2 separate regions of the Homo sapiens genome follow, and region 1 is linked to region 2. Evidence: read pairs that join two places in POLR2A ChIA-PET (ENCODE). Cell type or tissue: Panc1. All regions are shown on one strand.

The links. Peaks named below come from ENCODE experiments on the same cell type or tissue, not always from the same donor. Only the 100,000 strongest peaks of a DNase experiment are listed, where the experiment ranks them.
Region 1: POLR2A ChIA-PET joins it to region 2 with 14 read pairs; 3 of 35 experiments call an interaction of 5 or more read pairs at or near these places.

What each region holds. Positions count from the first base shown.
Region 1 is chr2:232,564,427-232,572,426 of GRCh38, forward strand. EIF4E2 (eukaryotic translation initiation factor 4E family member 2) reads left to right here. Exons shown (of 7, transcript NM_004846.4): 5 at 2,403-2,555; 6 at 2,652-2,788; 7 at 4,519-4,784. The coding sequence ends at 4,591. Among named protein-coding and RNA genes, the nearest start is that of EIF4E2, 18 kb to the left of the region's middle. RefSeq lists an enhancer at 3,472-4,671. In Panc1, no CTCF peak of the experiment used is centred here; a DNase peak (open chromatin) is centred at 3,965.
Region 2 is chr2:232,650,772-232,658,771 of GRCh38, forward strand. The region is part of intron 1 of EFHD1 (EF-hand domain family member D1); the gene reads left to right. Among named protein-coding and RNA genes, the nearest start is that of EFHD1, 21 kb to the left of the region's middle. In Panc1, no CTCF peak of the experiment used is centred here; no DNase peak of the experiment used is centred here; H3K27ac peaks cover 1,527 bases.

The DNA of each region.
Region 1 (8,000 bases), 86 kb before region 2:
GTTAAAAGTATTTTATTTTATTTTATTTTATTTTATTTTATTTGAGACGGAGTGTCGCTCTGTCACCCAGGCTGAGCGCAGTGGCGCGATCTCGGCTCACTGCAAGCTCCGCCTCCCAGGTTCACGCCATTCTCTTGCCTCAGCCTCCCTAGTAGCTGGGACTACAGGCGCCCACCACCGCGCCCGGCTAATTTTTTGTGTTTTTTAGTAGAGACGGAGTTTCACCGTGTTAGCCAGGATGGTCTCGATCTCCTGACCTCGTGATCCGCCCGCCTTGGACTCCCAAAATGCTGGGATTACAGGCGTGAGCCACCGTGCCCAGCTGGTTAAAAGTGTTTTAAAGTCTCTCAAAACTGCATCACTCTCCAGTATATCCTTGGAACCCGAGCCTCTAGAGAAATGCACTGATGCCATTTTTTGTCTGTGTGGGTTGGTGCTGGGTGTTTTTTAAAGACTGTTTTATGACTAAAATGGTATTAGAACATTAAAGGATTTTTGTTTTCAGTTACCTTTATCCTTATAGAACTTGTTTGTGCGTGTGTGTAATATTTTTACATAGTACACATATGATTAAAGTGGGTAAGAAAATAAGTTTAAAGGCAGGAACTGGAGACCTAGAACTTTGCAGAGCCAGTATTCGGCTGCGCCCTGGTGTAGTGCATCTTCTATTCTGGTGCCATGGCATTTTTCGAGAAGACAAATGTGGTCACATCCACGCCACCCATCTTATACAGCTCCTCATTGCTCACATGATCTTGCACCTCATTTACCTTTCAAGCCTCATCTCCCATCATCTCTAAATCTTCCCTTCCCTGCAGGTGGACCCTCCTGTCAGTTTATGCACAGACATGTTCTTCCCAGTGCCCGCAGTGCCCTTCAGCTGCTTTTCCTGACTCACTCCCGTTGACCTTAAGACCCACTTCTTGGCAGGGCATGGTGGCCCATGCCTGTAATCCCAGCACTTTGGGAGGTCGAGGTGGACAGATCACCTGAGGTCAGGAGTTTGAGGCCAGCCTGGCCAACATGGTGAAACCCCGTCTCTACTAAAAATACAAAAATTAGCCAGGTGTGGTGGCACGCGCCTGTAATCCCAGCTACTCGGGAGGCTGAGACAGGAGACTCACTTGAACCCAGGAGGTGGAGGTTGCACTGAGCCAAGATTGTGCCACTGCACTCCAGCCTGGGTGACAGAGCGAGACTCCATCTCAAAAAAAGAAAAGAAAAAAAAAGACCCACTTCTTGACTGTTTCCAACTATCTTGTTCTTCCTTAACATAGTGTGCATATCTGTTAACAGCAGCACTTATAATTATAGTATCATTGCTGTAATTAATATCCTTGGCTGTCTCTTCTACTGGACTGGATCTGAGTAGAGATTGGGGCTTCAGCCAGGCGCAGTGGCTCACTCCTGTAATCCCAGCACTTTGGGAATCCGAGGCAGACAGATCACGAGGTCAAGGGTTCGAGACCAGCCTGGCCAATATGGTGAAACCCTGTCTCTACTAAAAATACAATAATTAGCCGGGTGTGGTGGCATGTGCCTGTAGTCCCAGCTACCCAGGAGGCAGAGACAGGAGAATCGCTTGAACCCAAGAGGCAGAAGTGGCAGTGAGCCGATATCGCACCACTGCACTCCAGACTGGGTGACAGCGGGAGACTCCATCGCAAAAAAGAAAAAAAAAAAAACTAGATTGGGGCTTCATGTCTGTGTACTTGGTATGTAGTGACAGTCAGTACTTTTTTTTGTCGTCGTTGTTGTTTTGTTTTGTTTTGTTTTTTGAGACGGAGTCTTGCTGTGTTTCCCAGGCGGGAGTGCAGTGGCACGATCTCGGCTCCCTGCAAGCTCTGCCTCCCGAGTTCACGCCATTCTCCCGCCTCAGCCTCCCGAGTAGCTGGGACTACAGGCGCCCACCACCATGCCCGGCTAATTTTGTTTTTGTATTTTTAGTAGAGACGCGGTTTCACCGTGTCAGCCAGGATGGTCTCGATCTCCTCACCTCGTGATTCGCCCACCTCAGCCTTCCAAAGTGTTGGGATTACGGGCGTGAGCCACTGCGCCCAGCAGACATTCAGTACTTTTAGCAAGTAAACGGATGATCTGTGCTTGAAATATGACATCATTTCGTTTTGATTCCTAAAGTATTTCCAGTAAAGGGGATTATTTTTAAAAGGTCTGTTTAGCCATTTTAATAAATGGCTTATGCCAAGGATCCCAGCCTTGTTTTTCTTTTTTTCCCCATTTCTTCTCTCCCTAGTCCTACCATCAGTTTTTCTATAGAGTTGAATAATTGGAAAGTGATATGACTTCTTAGTGTTTAAGAGATTCTTGGCTTTTTACTGCCTTCATACAAAAAAAGGCTGTGAAACCATATTTTAACTTCAGTGCTTTCTGTCTTTTTACAGGATGATGCAAATAAAAATGGTGGCAAGTGGATTATTCGGCTGCGGAAGGGCTTGGCCTCCCGTTGCTGGGAGAATCTCATTTTGGCCATGCTGGGGGAACAGTTCATGGTTGGGGAGGAGATCTGTGGGGCTGTGGTGTCTGTCCGCTTTCAGGTAAGCCACCCATGAGCCAGGCTGGTTTCTTGTGTTGCCTTTGCTCTCCTCGCTGCCCCTGATTTGCTTTGATGATTCCTTCTGTTCCTCTGGTAGGAAGACATTATTTCAATATGGAATAAGACTGCCAGTGACCAAGCAACCACAGCCCGAATCCGGGACACACTTCGGCGAGTGCTTAACCTACCTCCCAACACCATTATGGAATACAAAACTCACACCGACAGCATCAAGTACGTGTTGGGGGGTTATGGGAGGACGTGTCCCTAAGCTTAGTATAAGTAGATCTGTAGTTGGGCCCAGAGGAATATGGCCGGACAGGAGACTTACTTGTGGAGAAGGGACAGACCAGGCCTTCCCTCTAGGGCTTCTGGCTACTTGCTGCAGTTCTTTGTCAGCGAGGCTCCCTGCCACCTATACTACCAGGTGCTTTGTAGCAGAGAGAGCCCATCTGCAGAAACCCAGTTGTACTACCTGGGCTTGCTTAATTTCTACAGGCTGTCTTGTCTTTCATATGCTAACCACTATCTTAAAATGAAAGACAAGTGCTTTTCTTTTTCTTGCTGTTTTTTAAGATAATTTCACCCTGCCCACCCTCACCCCACTTCTGCATGTCTTTTTAACTTGTTAGCTTCAGTCTATTTTCTTTGTCCTGGGATACTGACTACTTATCAGGAATGACTCCATTTCCTTGTGTATAGAGCTGACTCTTAGAAGAAGGGGGATAGTGTGTGTGTGAGAGAGCAGAATCAAAGGGAAGCATGAAGGCCACAGGGAAAATAAGCTTGGCAATCTCCCTAGGACTCAGGGAAATAGAGCTCTCTGTCCACAGTGAGAATCACTGTTAGGCTTGCTCCTCAGTGATTGAGTGTCAGAAGTAAGCTCAGGCTATTGTGAAAAAGTGTGGGGAGTGGCTGTCAGATTGTCTCAAAGCTGGAGGGAGAGCTAGCCAGCTAAGAGTTAGGACTCTTAGGTTTAGTTCTCTCATATGGCCCCATACCAATATGTGCCTTTGACAAGTGTCTTTGCAACTTTGCTTCAGTTTCTCCATCTGTAAAGTGGGAGACAGTACTTTATCTAACAAGGCTATTGTGAGGCTGATTTAATCTTTAACTGAGGGTCTTCAGATGGAGAATGCTTTTACGGGGCCAAGTAGTAGTATTGCTATCATCATCATCATCATTAGTAAGAATATCATCATGTTGTTATTATTGAAGGCTAGTAGTGAGCCCAGCAATTATGTTCAGCAGACAGACCATTTGGGAATCTCTTTCCCATGCATTCATAGATAATGTGGAGTGGAGTTGGCTTAAACCAGCTAAGTGCCAGTTTTTAAGTGGGAACACTGCTATGGGCGTTGGTCCATGATCAAACGGCTGGCATGACTCATCATAGTCACGAACAGTTATTAGCCAGCCATGGCTGTGGTTGCTTGCCTTAGCAGTCCTGTGTTAGCATTGCTTTACTCTGGGCACATTTTTCTTATTCTCTATTCTGGGATAGAAGTAGTTTCTGACTTCTAGCCACGTTCAGTCCAGGCTGGAGAGATCTACACCTGTTTCTAGGATTCTCGTTTTCAAGGTTTCTGAATATCCCCTACTCCCACTTACCCCCAAAATAAGCTTTTTACCTGGATAGGAGAGGGAAAGAGGTATTTTTCATCAATTCTCCCCTTCTCTGCTCTTCTCCCTTTCTAATACCATAAGGCAGTTCTTCGTGACTTTTACAGAAACATATGTACACGTCCTTACAGAGTTTAGGAGAGCCTGTGGGCTTTTTGCCTTAGTCTGCTAGAAAGACTGGCCTGCTGCTCTCTGCTTTATCCAGAGGTCTGCCTCTGGGACTTCAGCCCTGTAGCTGTAGAGACCAGAAGACCAACCCTCTTTGAGACCCAGATGCTACTTTCCCTTGCGTCCCCCTCTCTTTCCTCTCCCAATGAGCCAACCTTTTGCACTTCCACTAGAATGCCAGGCAGGCTGGGCCCCCAAAGGCTCCTTTTTCAAAACCTCTGGAAGCCGCGGTTGAATGTGCCATGACCCTCTCCCTCTCTGGATGGCACCATCATTGAAGCTGGCGTCATCGGAGTCTCTTGTTCTGTTGGCGTGCTACCTGGAAGATCCTTCTGTCCTGGACAAGAGGAATTGGAAGAGCATTTTATGTTTTAAGAACAGGCTGACACGCAGCAGCTACAACAACAGCTGAGATCACTTAATAAATGGTGCTAAACTAGCTTGTCTCATGCTCTTGCTCTTTATGGTGCATCAAAGATGTGGCCTTTCGGACTGACTGTCACCATATTAAGGGATGGCACAGACTTTTCCATGGAGGGCCATCCGGGGAATGCAGCCTCATTTCCATAAGCCCATTGTGTAGTGTCATGTGGTATTTTGTTCCAGGACTGCTGAGGCCTGACATAATAAGGTGACATCTAGCTTAGAAAATAAGACCCCATTTTCTGGTACTTAAATTTGAGTTCCCATCTAGTCACACCGATGACCAGAACAGAGTGATTTCTGATATAGAATTCAGCTTGAAAGTCTGTTCAGGTTGGAAAGGGGGATCCTTGGCCTTTGCTTCGCTGACTTCCATTCGCCTTTACTTCAAAGAAATCTCTTGCTTGGAGGTAAATCCCTGCTTCTGTCTGTGTGGCTGTGTGTATATAGCTTCCTTGCTTTGTGCTAATGGGGTTTTCTCGCTGGTGCCAAAGCTGCCCAAGCCACAGCTCTTTTCCAGCCTTCTCCCTTCTGCTTTCCCTTTAGAGCCAGGTCATCTTCCTCTTTGAGTCAGCCCTGCTTGCAAGATCTCAGGGTTACAGCCCTTCCCTTTCTCCTGGGCCCGGTGTTACTGCACATCAGGATCTGGGGTAGGGGAAACGTCTTCATCCCGTGTGAGTTTGCTCTGTAGGATATCTGACCGTAGCACGTACGGACCCCTTGTGTGCTTTGTGGCTTTGGCTTGTATGTGCTGCAGCTTGGCCTTTAGGCCCCTAACCTGCATGTAGAGTTTCAGCAAGCCTCATGCTACTTTAGGTTTTCTTAGGAGCTACCACCAAAAACATAATAAACAATCATTTTTTTGCAAACACTGGGTCAGCCTGCCTGAGAGGATCTGTGAAAGTGTCTGTGGACTTAAGGTTGAGTTTTCCAGAGTGGCTGTTCCACTTTGGCAGTGATACCCTGTGCTTGTACCATCCTGACTTACCTCTGATCTCCATGTGGCCCAAGATCCTGCATAACACCTATTAGGATTAGCACTGTGGGCTCAGTATTCTAGGGGTGTTTGTGTCATTGCATCTTTGTTTATTACATATCCAAAATTGGTTGAAGTACCTATAAAATGAGAGATTTGCTGGAATATGGAAAGGCCCATTCTCTACGTTTTTAGTATTTGTCAAAGAATTACCTTCTCTGGCTCTTTCCCTCTTGCCTTCAAAAATTGTTACATACATTAACTTTAATTTCAGCTGTATTGTAACTGCTCCAGGGGATAGGCTTGATGTCACCTCCCAGAGTAAGAGTTGATTAGAAGCACCAAACTGACCTTGAGACCCTTCTGATCCTTGTCAATATGAACAAAAGTCAGAACTATTTCTGCTTTCTTCTATTCCTTGTGGCTCTTCCATGGATATGACTTGGTTTGAGCCAAGGAACAGCTGCTACTGAGACTTAAGAATTCCAAGGAGGCCGGGCGAGGTGGCTCACGCCTGTAATCCTAGCACTTTGGGAGCTCGAGGTGGGCAGATCACAAGGTCAGGAGACCAGCCTGGCCAACATGGTGAAACCCCATCTCTACCAAAAATACAAAATTAGCCGGGCATAGTGGCAGGTGCCTATAATCTCAGCTGCTCGGGGAGGCTGAGGCAGGAGAATTGCTTGAACCCAGGAGGTGGAGGTTGCAGGGGGCTGAGATTGCACCACTGCACTCCAGCCTGAGCAACAAGAGCAAAACTCCATCTCAAAAAACAAAGAATTCCAAGGAAAATGAAGGAAGAAGGAGCCAACATTTGTTTTCCTCCGAGTACTCTGGAGATAGGGCTGCTGGTGGTGAGGGGAGTTTTTTAAGAGTAGCTTAGATTTTTCAGTCAGGTGTTCCTGATTCCTGCTTGCTATTTTTGGCCCAGTTCCCAATGTCCTTCTTCAACCGTTGGGTTTTTCCAGCCTTTCCCCAGTCACACTGCTTGTGGCCTTTTCCTGCTGTTCCCCTCAGTGTGCTACAAGGCACTGCCTGCCGCACAGAGCAGGCGGGTGATGAGCTGCTGTGCTGCAGAGGGCTCCTGCTCTTGTTTATTGCTGACAGTTCATTCACCCCTAAGACGTGGACAACTTGTTAAACTGAGTTCTTGCTCAGGTCATAGCTCCTTTTAATGAGGCCAACTTGTAGTCGAGTTTTCATAGATGTGGGTTCCCCATATTCTCTGCTTTGAGGAGAAATCTCATAATACAGTCAGAATCGTGGGGCTACCAGGATAAAACTGGGCTCGGAGCCATATGAAACAGCAATGTCTTTTGTGAAGAAACTCCTCTTTGGATTAGTCCCACTGATTCCTTTTGTGCATCTAGCCTGGAATGGAAAAGGAAAACAGGCCAAATTCCCATAGTGGGCTACAGCACTGGGAAAGACTGGCCCGGCTTCTCTGCAGGAGTGGAGGGTGGGTGATTCTCTTTATTCCTTTATCTCAGAGAAGAGACAGGTCAAATTGTGGAGGCTTTCCCACATCTAGATATCATTGTATTTCAACACTGAACTTTTATAGGCAAGGACCAACCCATTCCCTTCTCCTGGCATGGCTAAATCATAGTCCAGTAGCACCAGGTTACCCCAGCTTAATTGCTGGCCTGGCTTTGCATCTGTGATATGTACCACCGAACTGGTAGGCAAAGCGAAGAGAGCCCAGATTAGCAGGAGGCTGAGCCCCTCCCTAAGTATAGAGAGCAGTGAGCGCAAGGCTATGAACCTTGCAGCCTTTGGGTAGAGGTAGGGGGAAGTGTAGAATTGCACAGGATTTGCTTTCTGGTACGTGAGATGGGCCAAGAGTGGTCTTAAAAGAGCTCTTTGTTCCTCTGTCTTTTGAATCTGTTCAGAATTCCTTGTTGCCTATATTAACCTCTAATTAATTTTTTCTGTTTTTAGAAACTCCAGTCATGACACTTCTTACATTTAACTTGTTCTTTCTTTACCTTTAAAAGAAGGAAGTTTTAATATTACCCAGTATGCCTGGAATGCCAGATGGAAAATAGCTAGACTATTCACACCTAGTTTTAGGTGGTAGATTTGCCTCTTGGCCGAGCTGTGGGCCTATGAGAATAAGAGTGATTATACCAAAGATTATGGCCCACTATTTTATTTCCACTGATTCCATGTGAAGAAATTTCTTTTTTTGTTTTGTTTTGTTTTGTTTTTCTGAGATGGAGTCTCACTCTGTCACCCAGGCTGGAGTGCAGTGGC
Region 2 (8,000 bases):
TTGGCCAGGCTGATCTTGAACTCCTGACCTCAGGCAATCTGCTCGCCTCAGCCTCCCAAAGTGCTGGGATTACAAGTGTGAGCCACCACACCTGGTCTATTCTGGATTGCCTTTAATTAAAAATATATATGTATATGGATTAACGTTTAAATTATAGGGAAAAAAAGAGCTAAGATGTTGGCAGAGAAGGAGCTGGGAGCTCAGGGAACTCCAATAAGCCTGACAGCATTTGAAAGATGTAGGCTGTAGGGAGAAAAAGGAAAGACGGTGATCATTTGAAATAAGGAGGGAGGGATCCAGGGTTAGGCCAAGCATGTGGGGAGAAAGCAGGCCCCGGTCAGTTGGGCCCAGGGCTGGGGCTCTGTGGGGTCTCACTGGGGCCAGGGCCTCCCTCCTGGATTGAGGTTCATCCTCCCTCCCCAGGCCTCCCACTTTCAGGAGCTCTGGGGCTGGGAAGGGCATCTCTGCCCAGGGGAGGGGTGCCAGGCGTGCTATTCTGTGGGGTTCCCTTTCTACATGGCTGGATTCCAAATTGCAAGGAATGTGATAGCATTTTCATGGAAGGAGAGGGAGCAACAGACCTTTCAAGAATGAAGAAAACAAATCCACCTGCATTTGCCTTTCCCAGAGGCTCAGAAGTTTGATATAAGATCATCTGTTTGCAGGTAGCCTTGTCTTAAGGGGCTTTCACACTGCAGTTGCTTGGAGAACCTTCTAGCAGGTTAAAGATAAGTGTTCCCCCTTCCCCCGGTGTGTTTGGCCCTGGACCCTACCTGGGAGGCTGAGCCCCTCACTCCCAGTTTCCTTCAGCCACACCTGCCTGTGTGATGAGCACATTGAGGATTCTTTATCTTGTCTATTTTCCTTTATCTTTTCAAATACCTAACTCCAATACAAAAAATTAGCTAGGCGTGGTGGCAGGGTCCTGTAGTCCCACCTACTCAGGAGGCTGAGGCAAGAGAATCTCTTGAACCCCGAAGGCGGATGTTGTAGTGAGCCGAGATTGCGCCACTGCACTCCAGCCTGGGCAACAGAGGGAGATTCCATCTCAAAAAACAAACAAAACAAATACCTAACTCCAGTTTCTGTCTTTGTGAACTATTTTGGAGGGGCAACCTTGGCATTATGAGGACTGACCTGAAAATCAAGTCTCACTTCCCTAAAACCCAACTCCTGGCCATATCACCCAGCCTGGGGCAGAGCTGCGGGTTAGGGGGTCAGGCTGGGGGTCCTCCTTGGGCCTGATGATCTTGGGCTGATCCACCTTGGTGGGCCTGTTTCTCCATCAGCCAAACAGCACCACACCCCTCAGAGGAGCCTTGAAGGATTACATCAGATGACATTCATTTGAAGGGTATGGCTGGTGAGACTGTTTCTCTGAATGTCTGCAAGGCGGCAACATCAGCATTCCTCTTGGCGAACAATGAATTCCTTTGCATATGTCGGTAGCCATGGGACCATGCTTTGAGGCCAAAATCAGAATCCACAAATATTCAGAAACGTGACTCCTATCATTTCTGTCTACATCTGGAGAGATAATTGCCAAATGTCTAACTCTCACAGTTACAACAGTGACCTGGACATGGGGACACTGAGCACACACTGTGCCTTCTCTAGCCCCTTCCAAGTTCACGGGTACATCGTTCCTACTGTACTCGAAAGCTTAGCGTCTGCTTGAAACCCCGGGTTCATTCTGATCCCCAGGAATTCACTTACTTCAGTTTTCACCATCTCTGAAGCGGGGCTACTAATAACCACTTCACAGTACTGCTGTGTTCAGTGAGGTAATTTAGGACAGTGCCTGGCACTTCTAAGCTCTCAGGCAACCATAAAGGCAGGCGGCTGTGATTAATTCTTCACAGGACTGTTGTGAAGATCAAAAGGATCAGTACATGAGACAATGCCTCGTGAACTGCAAAGCCGACCAGTTTTAGTTACTACATGTTTGGAACCCTGCTGTGTGCAGTTCCCTAGGTAGACATCAGGCATTTTGAGAGAAGCAGATAGAATAGTGAGATGATGAAGATGTGAGGTTTTTCCTGCCTGTCTTGCAAATCCAGGCCCTAAAGGAAGTGACTAGACAAACCCTCCAAGGGTCACTTTGAAGAGAGAAAGATAGGTTTCTGGTGTATATATCCTGGCTCCATAGGAGAGGGGGTGCCACTGATGTTGTAGCTTTATTATTTTTTTTCTTTTTATTATACTTTTTGTTTGGTGGGGTGGTTGGTTTTTTCTTTTTTTGAGACGGAGTTTCACACTTTGCCCAGGCTAGAGTGAAGTGGTGTAATCTCGGCTCACTGCAACCTCTGTCCCCTGGGTTCAAGAGTTTCTTCTGCCTCAGCCTCCTGAGTAGCTAGGATTATAGCCACCCACCACCACGCCCGGCTAATTTTTGTATTTTTATTAGAGACAGGGTTTTGCCATGTTGGCCAGCTGGTCTCAAACTCCTGACCTCAGGTGATCCACCCGCCTAGGCCTCCCAAAATGCTAGGATTACAGGCATGAGCCACTGTGCCCAGCTGGTTTTTTCTTTTTTCAAGATGGAGTCTCACTCTGTCGCCCAGGCTGGAGTGCAGTGGCATGATCTTGGCTCACCACAACCTCCACCTCCCAGGTTCAAGCAATTCTGCTGCCTCAGCCTCTCAAGTAGCTGGGATTACAGGCACGCGCCACCAGGTCCAGCTAATTTTTGTATTTTTCGTAGAGATGGGGATTCACCACGTTGGCCAGGTGGTCTTCAACTCCTGACCTCAAGTGATCCGCCCACCTCGGCCTCCCAAAGTGCTGGGATTACGGGCATGAGCCACCGCTCCCGGCCTGTGGTAGCTTTAGAGTCCTGCCAGGACTTAAATAAAGGGAACTTGGCTGATGCTTCCAGCAGGAACAAAAGAAAGCAGCCCTGACTGAGCAGCTGGGATTGAAGGGGGTGGTTGGCTCAGGATTCCTTTCTCTCCTGCCCTTCTCCCCTCCACATTACATGGTCATATCTCCACACTCACTTTATTCCTGTACCCAGCTGGTGGCTCTCAGCAGAACACCAATGGCCCTTTTCCTTCTATGGGACTTGCCCACTGGGCTAGTGGGCTTCTGTTTCCCAGCACATTCTCTCCAAAGGAATTGAACCAAATTTTCTTGCCCATTTAAAGAAGTTGGGGCCAGGCCCGGTGGCTCAGGCCTGTAATCCCAGCACTTTGGGAGACCGAGGCAGGCAGATCACCTGAGGTCAGGAGTTCGAGACCAGCCTGACCAACATGGAGAAACCCTGTCTCTACTAAAAATACAGAAATTAGGTGGGTGTGGTGGTGGGCACCTGTAATCCCAGCTACTCGGGAGGCTGATGCATGAGAATCACTTGAACCCGGGAGGCAGAAGTTGCAGTGAGCTGAGATCGCACCACTGCACTCCAGCCTGGGCGACAGAGCGAGACTCCATCTCAAAAAAAAAAAAAAAAGAAAAGAAAGAAGTTGGAATTCCTTCAATATTTCCTAAGCTTGCCAAGGTCTTTTCTGACATATTTGACCTTTTTTGTTAGGCCTGGAGAACGTTGCAGGCTTTGGGGCCTGAAAGGAAGGTTTCCCAAGTCTTCTAGACTCCTCTCAGTTCGAACCCCAGAGGTAAAAGGATGACTTTTCTTTTCTTTCTTTCTTTTTTTTTTTTTTTTTTTTTTGAGACAGAGTCTCACTCTGTCACCCAGGGTGGAGTGCAGTGGCACAATCTTGGCTCACTGCTACCTCCACCTTCTGGGTTCAAGCAATTCTCCTGCCTCAGCCTCCTGAGTAGCTGGGATTACAGGTGTGGGTATCCGCCACCCCACCAGGCTAGTTTTTTGTATTTTTAGTAGAGACAGGGTTTCGCCATGTTGGCCAGGCTGGTCTTGAGCTCCTGACCTCAGTTGACCCTCCCATCTCAGCCTCCCAAAGTGCTGGGATTACAGGCGTGAGCCACCGTGCCCTGCCAGAGGATGGCTTTTCTCATCCCCCTCCCTGTGTTGGGGAGAGCCTCTTGTCCCTCACATGTGACAGCCCCTCTGTGTCTGCGGGAGGCTGCGCTAGCTCCGGCTTATGTGGGCTGGGAAGCCGTCTCCCTGGTGCTTCCTCTCCCAGCTGAGGACAGATTCCTGCCTATTCCCTGACCTTTACTTATCCTCCCATCTGCCTAGTCAGTTTGTCTCCTGTTCCTGGGCGCTGCTGTCTCCTTACACCCAGGCTTTTCAGTTCCTCCCTTACTCGCTTCACTCTCCTTCCTTTCTGCTCACTCTTTGTTCATGTCCCAAATGATTGGCGTGTCATATGCACCACATTGATCACTTCAGCCTGTTCTGCGAATTCTGTTGGAACACGCTATGTGTGCTGGGCAGTGAGCGGTGGGCAGAAGACATTTATCCAGACTCTTGGCACTGAAGGCACCTTAGTGGTCATGTTTTTCTTTTTTAAGAGATAGATCTCACTGTGTTGCCCAGGCTGGACTTGACCTGCTGGGCTCAAGCAGTCCTCCTGCCTCAGCCTCTGGAGTAGCTAGGATTACAGGTTCAAGCCACTGTACCTGCCCTTAGTGGTCATTTAACTGGGCCACCCCTTCTAAGGCTGACTTGACCAGAGAAGTGCTTCTCAGAGGGTTTCCTTGAAAAACCGCATTGCCAAGGTACGTCTTCTCAACAGAAAATCCCCAAATGCAGAGGACTGTGTGGTCAGATGAGTCTGTGTGCTCTGTTTCCCTCTTGTAAGTTTTGGACACATACGGAAGGCTCTGGAAAGTTCCACACTGAACCTGTTAACTTTGACTGGGACTCCGTGTAACAGAGACTGTCCCTCCCAGCCGGTTTGTGCAAGCTCTCTTTACTTCTCAGGTCTAGTTCCAGTTGGCCGTTTTGCCAGAAGGCACTTCCTTGCACTTAGCTAAAGTCTGTCTCACCCATTTCCATGCACAGAGCCCAGTTCTGGCAGCCTTTGGGCCCCTGGGCAACATCTGAAGGCAGCTCTTTGCCAGATCCCACTTGTTCCTTCCACCCCTGTCCTGTCCTTGTGTGGGGTCTTTTTTTTTTTTTTTTTTTTTTGAGTCGGAATCTTGCTCTGTCACCCAGGCTGGAGTGCAGTGGCACGACCTCGGCTTACTGCAAGCTCCGCCTCCTGGGTTCACGCCATTCTCCTGCCTCAGCTTCCCGAGTAGCTGGGACTACAGGCGCCTGCCACCATGCCCGGCTCTTTTTTTGTATTTTTAGTAGAGATGGGGTTTCACTGTGTTAGCCAGGATGGTCTTGATCTCCTGACCGCGTGATCCACCCACCTCGGCCTCCCAAAGTGCTGGGATTACAGGCGTGAGCCACCGTGCCCGGCCTGTGTGGGGTCTTAAGTCCATTCGTCTTCTTGGCTGCTTCCCACTGACCAGGCCCATGGCCTCCCTGAAGTGTGAGGTCTGTGTGGAGTGGGGCAGACCATGATGAGGTGGGTAGGACTGTGGCCCTTGCATTCAGGATTCAGGACTTTTTGTACTTGCCACTATGATTTATTTCGCCCATGAGTTTTCTGGCAGCCTCCCTGACTCACTGTAGGGTCCCAGTCCCCTGAAGGTGTGGTCACAGTTGCAAGTGAGCGCCATTTCTCTCAAAACCTGTGCTGGGAAAGTCAGTCTGTGGGGGTCTTAGTTTTAGGACCTTGCTTTTTTTTTTTTTTTTTAATTGTTTTGGGACAGAGTCTCACTCTGTCACCCAGGCTGGAGTGCAGTTGTATGAGCACAGCTCATTGCAGCCTCGACCTCCCAGGCTTGAAATGATCCCCCTGCCTCAGCCTTCTGAGGAGCTGGAACCACAGGCACATGCCACTATGCCTTGCTAATTTTTTTATATTTTTGAAGAGACAGGGTCTCACTATGTTGCCCAGGCTTGTCTTGAACTCCTGGGCTCAAACAGTCCTCCCACCTCAGCCTCCCAAAGTGCTGGGATTGGAGGCATGCACCACTGCTCCCAGCCAGTACCTTGCATTTTTTAAAAATTGTGGTGAGATATACATAATGTGAAATTTAGCAGTTTTGTTTTGTTTGAGACAGGGTCGCATGCTGTCACCTAGGCTGGAGTGATCACAGCTCACTGTAGCCTCAAACTCTTGTGCTCAAGTGATCCTCCCCCTTCAGCCTCCCGAGTAGCTGGGACCGCAGATGTGGGCCACCACATTCAGGTACTTTCTTAATTTTTTTGTAGAGATGGGGTCTTGTTTTGTTGCCCAGGCTGGTCTGAAACTCCTAGGCTCAAGTGATTCTCCTGCCTGGGCCTGCCAGAGTGCTGGGATAACAGGCAAGCCTGACTGCACCCAGCAAAATTCACCATTTTTAACCATTTTTAAGTATAGAGTTCAGTGGCAACAACATTGACATTATTATGCAACCATCACTGTCATCCATTTCCAGAATGTCTTCACCCTCCTAAACTGAAACTCTGTCCCCATTCAACACTAACTCCCCATTCACCTCCCCAGCCCTTGACAGTCACCATTCTACTTCTGTCTCGATGATTTTGACTACTCTAGGGACCTGATAAGTGAATTCATACAATGAGGTGCCCTTTTTGCGACTGGCTTATTTCACTTGGCACAATGTCTTCAAGGTTCACCCATGTTGTAGCCTGTGAGCATGGGTCAGAGTTCACTTCCCTTTCATTGCTGAATGAAATTCCATTGTTTGTATAGATCACATTTTGTCAATGGGCATTTGAGTTGTTTCTACCTTTTGGTGACTGTGAATAATGCTGCTAAGAATACTAGTGTCAGCCAGGCATGGTGGCTCACGCCTGTAATCCCTGCATTTTGGGAGACCGAGGCAGGCGGATCACCTGAGGTCAGGAGTTCGAGACCCACCTGGCCAACATGATGAAACCCTGTCTCTACTAAAAATACAAAAAATTAGCCGGCCATGGTGGTGGGCGCCTGTAATCCCAGCTACTCGGGAGGCCTGAGGCAGGAGAATCACTTGAACCCGGGAGGTGGAGGTTGCAGTGAGCTGAGATCGCACCACTGCACTCCAGCCTGGGCAACAAGAATGAAACTCCATCTCAAAAAAAAAAAAAGAATACTAGTGTCCAGACTCCATTGGATCCTATGGTAATTCTTTGTTTAGGACCTTGCATTTTTCTTTCTTTTCTTTTTTTTTTTTTTTTTTTGAGACTGAGTTTCACTCTGTCACTCAGGCTGGAGTGCAGTGGTGCGATCTCGGCTCACTGCAACCTCTGCCTCCCAGGTTCAACAGATTCTTCTGCCTCAGCCTCCTGAGTAGCTGAGATTACAGGCATGCGCCACCATGCCTGGCTAATTTTTTTGTATTTTTAGTAGAGACGGGGTTTCACCATGTTGGTCAGGCTGGTCTCGAACTCCTGACCTCAGATGATCCACCCACCTCGGCCTCACAAAGTGCTGGGATTATAGGCATGAGCCACTGCACCCAGCCAGGACCTTGCATTTTTCTTTGCTATATTTTATCTGTGGACATCACACCAGCTTGCTGAGATCTTTTGGGCCTAGATTCTGCCCCAACTTTGTGTCACCAGCGAATCTGAGAGTCAGCACCCTTTCCAGGTGGCTTTAACTAACAGCCAGTCCGCCTAATTGTATCCATACTTCTCTTCCCCATAAGAGCCTGCCTGCTAGAGGGCGTTGCTCACCCTGAGTGGTAACATCAGGTCAGCTGTGGTTTTCTGTTAGATCAACTTGACAGTAACGTTTCACAACTAAATAAGCATGTGACCCAGCATCCAATCTTGGGTATATACACGAAAAAATGGAAATATATGTCCAAACACTTGTATATGAACGTTCAAAGCAACACTATTCATAAGAGCCAAAAGGTGGAAACAACAAAATGTCCATCACCTGATGAGTGAAGAAACGAAGTGTGGTATATTGATACAGTGGAATATTGTTGGGCTACAAAATGTCCACAAGAGGCAAATCCATACAGACAGAAAGGCTAGTAGTTGCTGGGGGATAGGGGTGGCAAGGGGAGAGTGGGGAATGACT